2 separate regions of the Homo sapiens genome follow, and region 1 is linked to region 2. A link is an interaction called in ENCODE POLR2A ChIA-PET data of the cell type or tissue named here. Cell type or tissue: HCT116. All regions are shown on one strand. Each heading gives the region's core, and the rest is flanking DNA. Links, peaks and the distances in the headings are about the cores only. Region 1 overlaps LINC02901 (long intergenic non-protein coding RNA 2901). Region 2 has its middle 45 kb from the start of GTF2H5.

Region 1 (5,384 bases), core at 163-5,162, 690 kb after region 2:
ATATATATATATTTTTTTGAGATGGATTTTCGCTCCTGTTGCCCAGGCTGGAGTGCGATGCCATGATCTTGGCTCACTGAAACCTCCGCCTCCGGGGTTCAAGCAATTCTCCTGCCTCAGCTTCCCAAGTAGCTAGGATTACAGGCACCCACCACCACCCCTGGCTAATTTTTGTATTTTTAGTAGCGATGAGGTTTCACCATGTTGGTCAGGCTGGTCTCGAACTCCTGACCTCAGGTGATCCGTCCACCTAGGCCTCCCAAAGTGCTGGGATTACAGGTGTGAACCAGTGCTCCCGGCCTGGTTATTATATTTTGAATTTTGCAAATGTTATAAGTGGAAATATCTCTTCTAAAAATAACAGATGGAAAAACTTTAAAAAAATCTTGTTGTAATTTGTATTTATTCCATGACAAATTTGGTTAAAACCTGTCATATTTATTAATCATTTCTTTTGTCTTTAGACTTTTGATGTCTGTGTAAGGCAGGGTTTAGTTGGAGGTAACAGAAACCACTCTTCTTATTTTAAGGAGAAGGAGCTTTGTCAAAGGAAATTAGCTTTTTACAAAATCACTGAAAGGGCCGGAGGAACAGGATCTATGCTGGGCTTCCAAGAATGACTCTGAGAACAACACCCTAGAACTAGTGGCTCAGGAAAGCTGCTACTTCTGCTCCAGGCAGCTTCATTCTAGATATTAGACTGTTCCTTGCTAGGTCTGCTAGAGCTTCACAGCAAAAACCAGTGCTCTGTGCCTGCTCCCAAGACACACTAAGCTACTAACTGTTATGGAATCTCTGCTACCATCACAACAGACAAACAACAACAAAAGTGAAAATAAACCAAATGTAAAATACCTCAAAATCCTAGCTTAAATGTAACAAATACGTTTTTACATACTTAAAGCAGATCAGAAGAATACCAAGGAAATTCCCAGTGGTCACAATGGAACGAAACTGGAGTTGTAAACTAATACTGAAGCCACTGCTGTGCCTAGGATATTTGTCAGTCTTGATGACCTGGATGCTTAACTGGCCATCTGTGCCTGGTAGATAATGCCTTGGCGGCAGTGAAGGGGTTGCAAATTAGGGATTTGAAACTGAGAACTCCACATAGTACCAAGACACTCAAAAAGCTACATCCTCAGGAAAAGAATGGATTGAATAAAAGAAACAAAATCTGACTTTTAGCAAAGAGAAATAACAAAAAAACTTATCTTTGCCTGTGCCCTGGGTGGAGAAAAAAAGCAGCTTCCATGGATGTGTAACTCCACATCTTTACTCTTAGGGGTTTTGGATCTGGGATTTGAGTCTACACCAAGTGGTTTTAGAAGTTAATTCTATGATCCCGAGTTGGTTGCAATTCTGGACGTCTGACAGAAGCAATGCAGATCCTTCCTGGAGGGACATAGTCTCAACCTAGGCCTTATAGAATTCCCACAGATAAGCCCTAGCTGAACATAAACTTTCACTCCAAATTAAAAAAGAATACATGAAGAAACAAGCTACCATAAGAGTCAGCAAGAACTCCTAAGAACTTAAGATAATGGATTTATCAAATGTGTTATATAAAACAAATATACCTAAAATGTTTGATTACATTTAAAAATACAAGAAAAGAGCAAGAGATATTATATAATGTAATCATATACATGCAAAAAATATACAAATTATAAGCATATAGCTTGATGGATTTTCACAATTGGAACACATCTAACTAGCACCCATAAAAAAACCCAAAACATTACTAGCATCCCCAAGTCCCCTGCCCCCATGTTTCCTTCCAGTCATGACCCATACCCTTCACAAGAGTAAGTACTATCCTAACCTCTAATAATAGCACAGACCAGTTTTAGGCAGATTTTAAAAAGCACTAAATAGAACTTCTACGAAAAAAAAAATTTTAAAACCCCAACAAACCAATGAATGAATAGTAGATTTGACATAGCTAAAGAAAGAATTGATATGGAATTAACTGGATTAAAGCTGAAAAAATTTTCTAGAACACAGCATGGAGAGACAAAATGATGGGAAAATAGCAGGAGTTAAGAGACATGGAAGATAGAATGAGGGAATCTAACCTGCTTCTAATAAAAATTTCATAAGGAGAGAACAGAAAGAACAGGTAAAAGGTGATTTTCAGCAAGATAATGTCAGAGAGTTTTTCAGAATTGCTGAAAGTTACATATCCTTAGATTCAGAAGTAATAGCGAATCCCAAGCTGAATAAGTAAAACAAATGAACACCTTAACACATTATAGGGATACCGAGGTCACTGAAGTAAAAGAGAACTATGGGCAATCACAAGGAAGAGACAAATGACTTATGAAGGCACAACAGTAAGATTAACAGCAGATTTCTCAACATTAACAATGGAAGCAAGAAGTCAGTGGAAGAGTAACATCTGCAAAATGCTGAGATGAAGAGATTTTCAGGTTGATTTTTGACAAGTCTACCTGTATGCTATTTATAAGAGATAACAAAATGATGAAAGAGGATGAAAAAATATATACCAGGCAAGTAGATAGGAAGACACAATTTCATAAAGATATCAGTTCTCTAAATCAATCTGAATTCAATTGCAATTGAATTGCAATTCTAATTAAAATTCAAACAGGATTTTTCTTGGACCTTGACAAGCTGGTTTTACATTTCAGTAGAAAAACATAGGCAAGAATACCTAGTTTCGAAGAAGCACAACGTTTGGGTTTACTCTACCAGGTGTAACTACTTATTATAAAGGTCTAATAATTCAGAGTGGTACTGATGAAGGCACAGAAAAATAGATAAAAGGTTTAGAGCAGAAAGCACAGAAAAGTGCCCATGCCTGTATAGAAATTGACAAACATCAGAGGGTCATGGAAGATCAGTGGGGAAAGAATGGTGTCCAGATTATTGGTTTTTCATCTGGGAAAAAAAATAAGGCTGAATGTTCACATTATAAACAAAAATCAATTCCAGGGTCGGCTGAAGATCTAAACAGGAAAGAGAAAAGTTTCCAACTTTTAGAAGAAAATGCTTATGACCTTAGGTTAGGGAAAGATTTCTTATAAGTCACAAAAAGTATAAATAACAATTAGATTGATAACCTCACTGATATTAAATTTTAAAACTGTGCTCAAAAGACACAAAGAGTAAAAAAATAAGCTATCGACTCCGAGAAGGTATCATATAGTTTGAATGTCTTTTTCCCACCAAATCTCAGGTTGAAATGCGATTCCTATGTTGGAGGTGGGGCCTGGTGGGAGGTGACTGGATCATGGGGGCGGTTCTCTCGTGAATGGTTTAGCATCATCCTCTTGGTGATAAGTGAGTTCTCACTCTGAGTTCATGTGAGATCTGGTTGTTTAAGAGTGTTGAACCCACCCCCACCATTTTTCTTGCTCCTGCTCTTGCCATGTGATATTGCCTGCTCCTCCTTCACCTTCCGCCATGACTGTAAGCTTCCTGAGGCCTCACCAGAAGCTGAGCAGATGTTGGTGCCATGCATGTATAGCCTGCAAAACCATTGGCCCAGACACACTTCTTTTCTTTATAAATCACCCAGTCTCAGGTGTTCTTAAAAGAACAAATGGACTAACACAAGATATATGCAACATATTTTGCCCATTAAATATTAGTAGTAGATTTTATAAAGTATCCAAAATATATGGAGACCTACTATTAAAAAGACAAACAACCCGATAGGAAAGACAGGCAATTCGCTAAAGGAAAAACCAAAATAGTAAATCAACATAGAAAAAGTTACTAGTAATCAGGAAAATGGACATTAAAACCATAGTGAAATACCGTTTCACACCCTTCAGCTTGGCTAAAATTTTAAATCTGATGATAATAAATATAATTTACAAGCTGTTGGAATCCCAGAACACTTTAAGCATTGAGAGAGATGTGACTGTGATCTGAGTCATATATGATTACAACGTCTGTTTCTCAGATTATAGATTAACTTACTTTCTTATTTTTCTTGTTCTGTACAATAACTAGAGAGAATTAAATAACACCAGGGACAACAACCTCCTGTCTTCCTAATTAATGGCCTTTGTTATTGATTAACATCCCCTTTGTTGTCCTGCCTTGCTGATCGCAGATGACAAAACCCATCGCTATTATACCCTTTATTTTAAAAAATGCTAAATGTAGCCTTCCCACAAACACTGCCTATCATCAGTCAAATTGCTATAACTATGTACCAACCTTGTATGAAAAATGTTCTAATCTTGCTAAAAGCTACCCTGTCTCTCCCTGTATAAATGAAACCTTAACTTCCCTACTTTGAACTGCCAACTCCATTCCTTGGAGTTGGTTTCCTGGTGGACTATTCTCAAACTTTGCATTTGAATACACTCCTTTAAAATTAGATTCTGACCCTTTTGATTATTTCAGGTTGACAGTACCAACAATTGATGTGGCTATGAAGCAATTTACAGTAATGATAATATAAATTGGTAATCACTTGGTAGAATAAGTTGAAAATATCTAATAAAGTTGACAATACACATACGATAAGATGCAGTAATTCCCTTTTAGGTACGCACTGCAGACAAGCCCTTGCACATGGCAGGAGATATGTCAAAGAATATTTAATGTATCATTCTGATACAGGAGCTAAAAAGAAATTATTTAGGCAGATAGTGAGGCTAAAGGAGTCCTTGGCAAGGCTGCCTTTTAAACAAAAAGCAGCCCCCAAATCATTTCTTTTCTAACAAAGAGCAGCCTATAAAATCAAGCTGCAAACATAGATAAGCAAGCTGGAAGCTTGCATGGGTGAATGCTGGCAGCTGTGCCAACAGGAAAAGGCTACCTGGGGACCAGGTATATTCAATATGGAGACTCCATCTTCCCTTTTCTTTGTCACCACGTGTGCAGTAAAGAAGCAGGCAACATGGCACCGGCCAGGTGGAGACCCCACCTGCATAGTAAAAGATTAGGGTGGGGCGGCCAGCTTCTTTGCACGCTATGCAAATGGCACACCCAGTCCTAACCAGTTCTTCGTGCTGTATGCAAATGGCACAACTGGTTTGACCAATCTTTCGTGCCCTAGCTAAATCAGACACTGCCTCCTCAAGCTTATCTATAAAACCTCCTGCGCTTCACTGTGGACCTGAAGACCCGCTCAGGACCCCCTCTATCTGCCCGAGAGAGCATTTCTCTTTCTTTCGCCTATTAAACCACCACTGTTAACTTCACTCCTTGTGTGTCTGCATCCTTGATTTCCTTGGCGTGGGACAACGAAGCCTCGGGTATTACCCCAGATGAATGACACCACGTGAATTCTTTTATAGTAGGAAATTGGAAACAAAATGTCCATTATCAGGAGAATGAATAAATAAATTGTTGTCTATATAATGGAATGCTAAATAGCAATGAAAGTGAATGAGCTAGAG
Region 2 (5,384 bases), core at 267-5,266:
TGGGGTGCAGTGGCACAATCTCGGCTCACTGCAAAATCCGCCTCCCGGGTTCAAGCAGTGTGCCTCAGCCTCCCCGGTAGCTGGGATTACAGGCGCCTGCTAACACATCCCGCTAATTTTTGTATTTTTAGTAGAGACAGGGTTTCATCATGTTGGCCAGGCTGTTCACAAACTCCTGACCTCAGGTGATCCACCCACCTTGGCCTCTGGAAGTGTTGGGATTACAGGCATGAGCCACCATGCCCGACCCTGGAAAATAAAGTTTTAACAATATAATTTCCATAGCATTAAAAATATCACATACCTAGGAAATAGACCCACACATATCTGTTCAGTTGAGTTTTGACAAAAGAGCCAGGCCAAGACCATATGGAAAGGAAAATCTTAAACAGATGTTTGCCTCTCTTTATATATTAAGTTGTGATGGACCCGTGACTTAATGGAAGAGAATATTGTAGAATATCTTTACAGCATTGAGATAGGCATAACTATAAAATTAAAAATTAATAAACTGAATGTAAAGGCTAACATTTCTTCTAATCAGTAGATACCATTTTAAAAAACTGAAGCCACAGATTAGGAAAAATATTTTCAATATGTATATCTGATAAATGACTCATATTCAGAGTATGAAGTACTCCATGAATCAGCAAAAAGTCAATTCAAATTCTAAAATGAGCAAAAACCAAAACAAAAATTATAAAATGACCAACAGACTTCATCATTTAACAAGATTTAACAACATTCAACAAAAGAAAATATTCACATGGCCAAACAGTATGTAAAATGTTGCTCAACATCATTAGAGAAATCCAAGTTAAAATCACAATGCAATTCCATTTTACACTGGCTGGAATGGCTGAAAGCAAAAAGACTGACAGTACCCAGTGTTGAGGAGGATGTGGCGCAGCTGGGACTCACACATTGCTGGTTGTGTGAAGTGGTGCATCCACTTTGGAGAGCTATTTGACTGTTCTTTTTTTTTTTTTTTTTTTTTTTTGAGACGGAGTCTAGCTCTGTTGCTTAGGCTGGAGTGCAGTGGTGCGATCTCAGCTCACTGCAACCTTCACCTCCTGGGTTCAAGCGATTCTCCTGCCTCAGCCTCCCGCATAGCTGGGATTACAGGCGCCTGCCACCACGCCTAGCTAATTTTTGTATTTTTAGTAGAGACGGAGTTTCCCTGTGTTGGCCAGGCTGGTCTCGAACTCCTGACCTCATAATCCACCCGCCTCTGCCTCCCAAAGTGCTGGGATTACAAGCGTGAGCCTCTGCACCTGGCCTGACAGTTTTTATAAAGTTAAATGATCATCTATTCCATGGCCCAACAATTCCTCTCCTAGGTATCACCTCAGGAGAAATGAAAACACATGTTGGCTGGGCATGGTGGCTCACACCTGTAACCCTAGCACTTTGGGAGGCCGAGGTGGGTGGATCCCTTGAGCTCAGGAGTTCAAGACCAGCCTGGGCAAAATGGTAAGACCCTGTCTACAAAAAAAAAAAAAAAAATTAGCTGGGTATGTTGGTGTGCACCTATAATCCCAGCTACTTGTGGGGCTGAGACGGGAGGATTGCTTGAGCCCGGGAGGCTGAGGCTGCAGTGAGCTGAGACCATGCTACTGTACCCCAGTTTTTGCAACAGAGACCCTGTCTCAAAAAAAAAAAAATTAAAAATTAAAAAGTCTACAAAGAACCTGTACAATAAAGTTCATGGCAGCATTATTCATAATAGCGAAAAACTAGCAGCATCTTAAACATCCATCGGCTGGGCGCAGTGGCTCACACCTGCAATCCCAGCACTTTGGGAGGCCAAGGCAGGTGGATCACCTGATGTCAGGAGTTCGAGACCACGTGGTGGCGGGCACCTGTAGTCCCAGCTACTCAGGAGGCTGAGACAGGAGAATTGCTTGTACCCGTGAGGTGGAGGTTGCAGCGAGCTGAAATTGCGCCACTGCACTCCAGCCTGGGCGACAGAGTGAGTCTCCATCTCAAGAAAAAAAAAAAAAGTCCATCAACAGAGGAATTGCAGAAGCAAATATGCAAATTGCAGAAGCAAATTCAATAAGTTGAATTAACACATGGATGCATATCAAAAACATTATAGTGAGGCCAGGCACAGTGGCTCACGCCTGTAATCCCAGCACTTTAGGAGGCCGAGGTGGGCAGATCACGAGGTCAAGAAATCGAGACCATCCTAGCTAACATGGTGAAACCTTGTCTCTACTAAAAATACAAAAAATTAGCCGGGCGGTGGCGGGCGCCTGTAGTCCCAGCTACTCGGGAGGCTGAGGCAGGAGAATGGTGTGAACCCGGGAGGTGGAGCTTGCAGTGAGCCGAGATTGCACCACTGCACTCCAGCCTGGGCGACAGAGCAAGACTCTGCCTCAAAAAAAAAAAAAAAAATTATAGTGAGAAAGCAAAGCCAGATACAAAAGAATACATATTGTATAATTCATATGAAGTCGAGAAACAGACAAGAATAATTTATGGTGATGGAAATTAGAACTGTAGTGTTCAGAGGTGGGGGTGCAGGGAGAGGGGTGAGGTTTGATTGTAATAGAGCAACTTCCAAAATTGGTGGAAATAAACTATTTCTTATTGTGGGTGGTGTTTGCACACATGGATACATTTGTGAAACTCATTCAACTAAACACTTAAGTTTTGTTCATTTTATTATATGTTAATTATATCTCAATAACAACAACAAAAGCTACTTTAAAAGATCATCTTGACATCGTTGACTCTTAACACTTCAGAATGTGTTCAATACATATGGTGACATTTTTTGGTTACTCCAAGTTGTGACAGCATAACCTGTGATTAGGAGCACTGGAGTCTGGAGTCAGACTGCCTTGGCTCAAATTCTGAGTCTGTCATTTACCAGCTGTGTGACATTGGGCAAGTTTTTAAAATACTTCGTTTCTGTATCTCACTTTCTCACCTGTGAAACGAAGATTAGCAGTACCTCCTTTACATGGTTGTTGTAAGGATCAAGTGAATAGTTATATTTAAACACTTAGAATAGTACTAGGCAGGTCATAAGCCCTATGTAAATGTTAAGCCAAATCTCAATGTACAGATCAATTATAAGGTAAATGGAAGAGGTGATAAGCATTTTTTAAAAATCAGCAGTTAATGTGAAATCTTTTCCCTGCCACAAAGAAGGAATTTGTGGTGTAGTGAGTCTGCAACACTGTGTTACATGTATTAAAATTTTGAATCGTGATGCAGTCTGATATGACATGGTACTGAATGCGTTATTCCAGTAGGAGGAGCTCTCAGCAAGAGTTTAAAAGCACAGACACAGAGCCCAGCCCGCCTGCAGTCTCAGCTACTTGGGCGGCTAGAGTGGGAGGATAGCTTCAGCCCAGCAGTTCAAGGCTGTAGGGCACAATGAATAGCCACTGCTCCAGCCTGGGCAACATAGTGAGACTCTGTCTCAAAAAAACAAAACAAAACAAAACAAAACAAAACAAAAACATCGATAAGGTCCCTGGGGGAGCCAGACCTTCCATGTCTCTAGAATTTGTCCTTACTTAGCTCTCTGTGTCATGGTAGGGCAATAAGGAAATAAAATGCTGCTACAAACTATCTATCTATCTATCTATCTATCTATCTATCTATCTATCTATCTATCATCTATCTATCTATCTATCTTTTTCCCTTAGAAGCAGTACATTGGAATAAATGAATTTGTTTCAGATTTCAGACTTAATTTCCACTAGAGAAATAATGCATTCATGTTGTATTGGTAAAAAAAAAAAAAAAAGTATAAATTGCTGGGCCGGGCGTGGTGGCTCATGCCTCTAATCCCAGCACTTCGGGAGGCCGAGGAGGGCAGATCACCTGAAGTCAAGAGTTCGAGACCAGCCTGACCCACATGGAGAAACCCTGTCTCTAACTAAAAATACAAAATAAGCCGGGTGTGGTGGCGCATGCCTGTAATCCCAGTTACTTGGGAGGCTGAGGCAGGAAAATCGCTTGAACCGGGAGGTGGAGGTTGAACCCGGGAGCCAAGATCACGCCATTGCACTCCAGCCTGGGCAACAAGAGTGAAACTCCATCTCAAAAAAAAAAAAAAAAAGTATGAATTCCTAACTTATAAACTTCTATATTTGGAGGTTACAGTCTCTTTATATGTTTCTCTTCTATTTATTTTTATTTTTATTTTTATTTTTTTTTAGATGGAGTCTCAATCTGTCACCCAGGCTGGAGTCTCACTCTGTCACCCAGGCTGGAGTGCAGTGGCGCCATCTCGGCTCACTGCAACCTCCACCTCCCGGGTTCAAGTGATTCTCCTGCCTCAGCCTCCTGAGTAGCTGGGACTACAGGTGTGCACCACCACGCCCAGCTAATTTTTGTATTTTTAGTAGAGACAGGGTTTCAGCATGTTGGCCAGGATGGTCTCAATCTCTTGACCTCGTGATCTGCCCACCTTGGCCTCCCAAAGTGCTGAAATTACAGGCTTGAGCCACTGCACCCAGCCTCTCTTCTTTTTATGCCACCCATGTAAAAAAGTTTACGAGGCTTTCTTGGCCTCAGACTTCAAATTTACCCTTATGTTTCCATATAAAAAAGTCTATAAAGAACCTGTACAACTATATATATAGCTATAGTGTATATATATATGGTTATATAGAGTTTGTAGCAGCATTTTATTACATGGTATATATAAAAAGCTACACAGACACTCTGGAGATCCCCATTAGCAAAAATAATTTTAAATAATTTTAATCATTACAGGAAAAAGAGGATTCTGGACTAAAATTATTTTCCAAATAAACCACAATATCCTAACATGTGGACCACATATGTAGCTTGTTCCTGAATCTCATTGTACCATGCTGGCATCCCGAGCTTTTACATGTTTGTCATTTATTTCATAGTCGCCCTTGAAAAGCATGATTTAGGCCAGGCGCTGTGGCTCCCGCCTGTAATCCCAGCACTTTGGGAGGCTGAGGCGGACAGATCATGAGGTCAGGAGATTGAGACTATCCTGACTAACACGGTGAAACCCCATCTCTACTAAAAATACAAAAAATTAGCCGGGCGTGGTGGCGGGCGCCTGTAGTCCCAGCTACTCAGGAGGCTGAGGCAGGAGAATGGCGTGAACCCGGGAGGCGGAGCTTGCAGTGAGCCGAGATCGCGCCACTGCACTCCAGCCTGGGCAACAGAGCGAGACTCTGTCTCAAAAAAAAAAAAAGAAAGAAAGAAAAGCATGATTTAAAATCAAATCAATGAAAGGGGAGATGTCTCACTAATTTCAGGTTGCTAGGCAACTAGTCGATTCCACTACATCTCTTCTATTGCTCTGGAGATACAGAAAGGTTGGGAGAAAGTATGTACTATTTAGGTTAAATATATATTAGATAGATAGATAGATAGAT

What was found. Peaks named below come from ENCODE experiments on the same cell type or tissue, not always from the same donor. Only the 100,000 strongest peaks of a DNase experiment are listed, where the experiment ranks them.
Region 1: POLR2A ChIA-PET joins it to region 2 with 5 read pairs; 1 of 35 experiments calls an interaction of 5 or more read pairs at or near these places.

What each region holds. Positions count from the first base shown.
Region 1 is chr6:158,903,154-158,908,537 of GRCh38, forward strand. The region is part of intron 2 of LINC02901 (long intergenic non-protein coding RNA 2901); the gene reads left to right. Among named protein-coding and RNA genes, the nearest start is that of LINC02901, 36 kb to the left of the region's middle. RefSeq lists a silencer at 750-950. In HCT116, for the core only: no CTCF peak of the experiment used is centred there; a DNase peak (open chromatin) is centred at 2,348.
Region 2 is chr6:158,211,076-158,216,459 of GRCh38, forward strand. No RefSeq gene overlaps it. Among named protein-coding and RNA genes, the nearest start is that of GTF2H5, 45 kb to the left of the region's middle. In HCT116, for the core only: a CTCF peak has its summit at 3,270 (motif pointing right); a DNase peak (open chromatin) is centred at 3,296.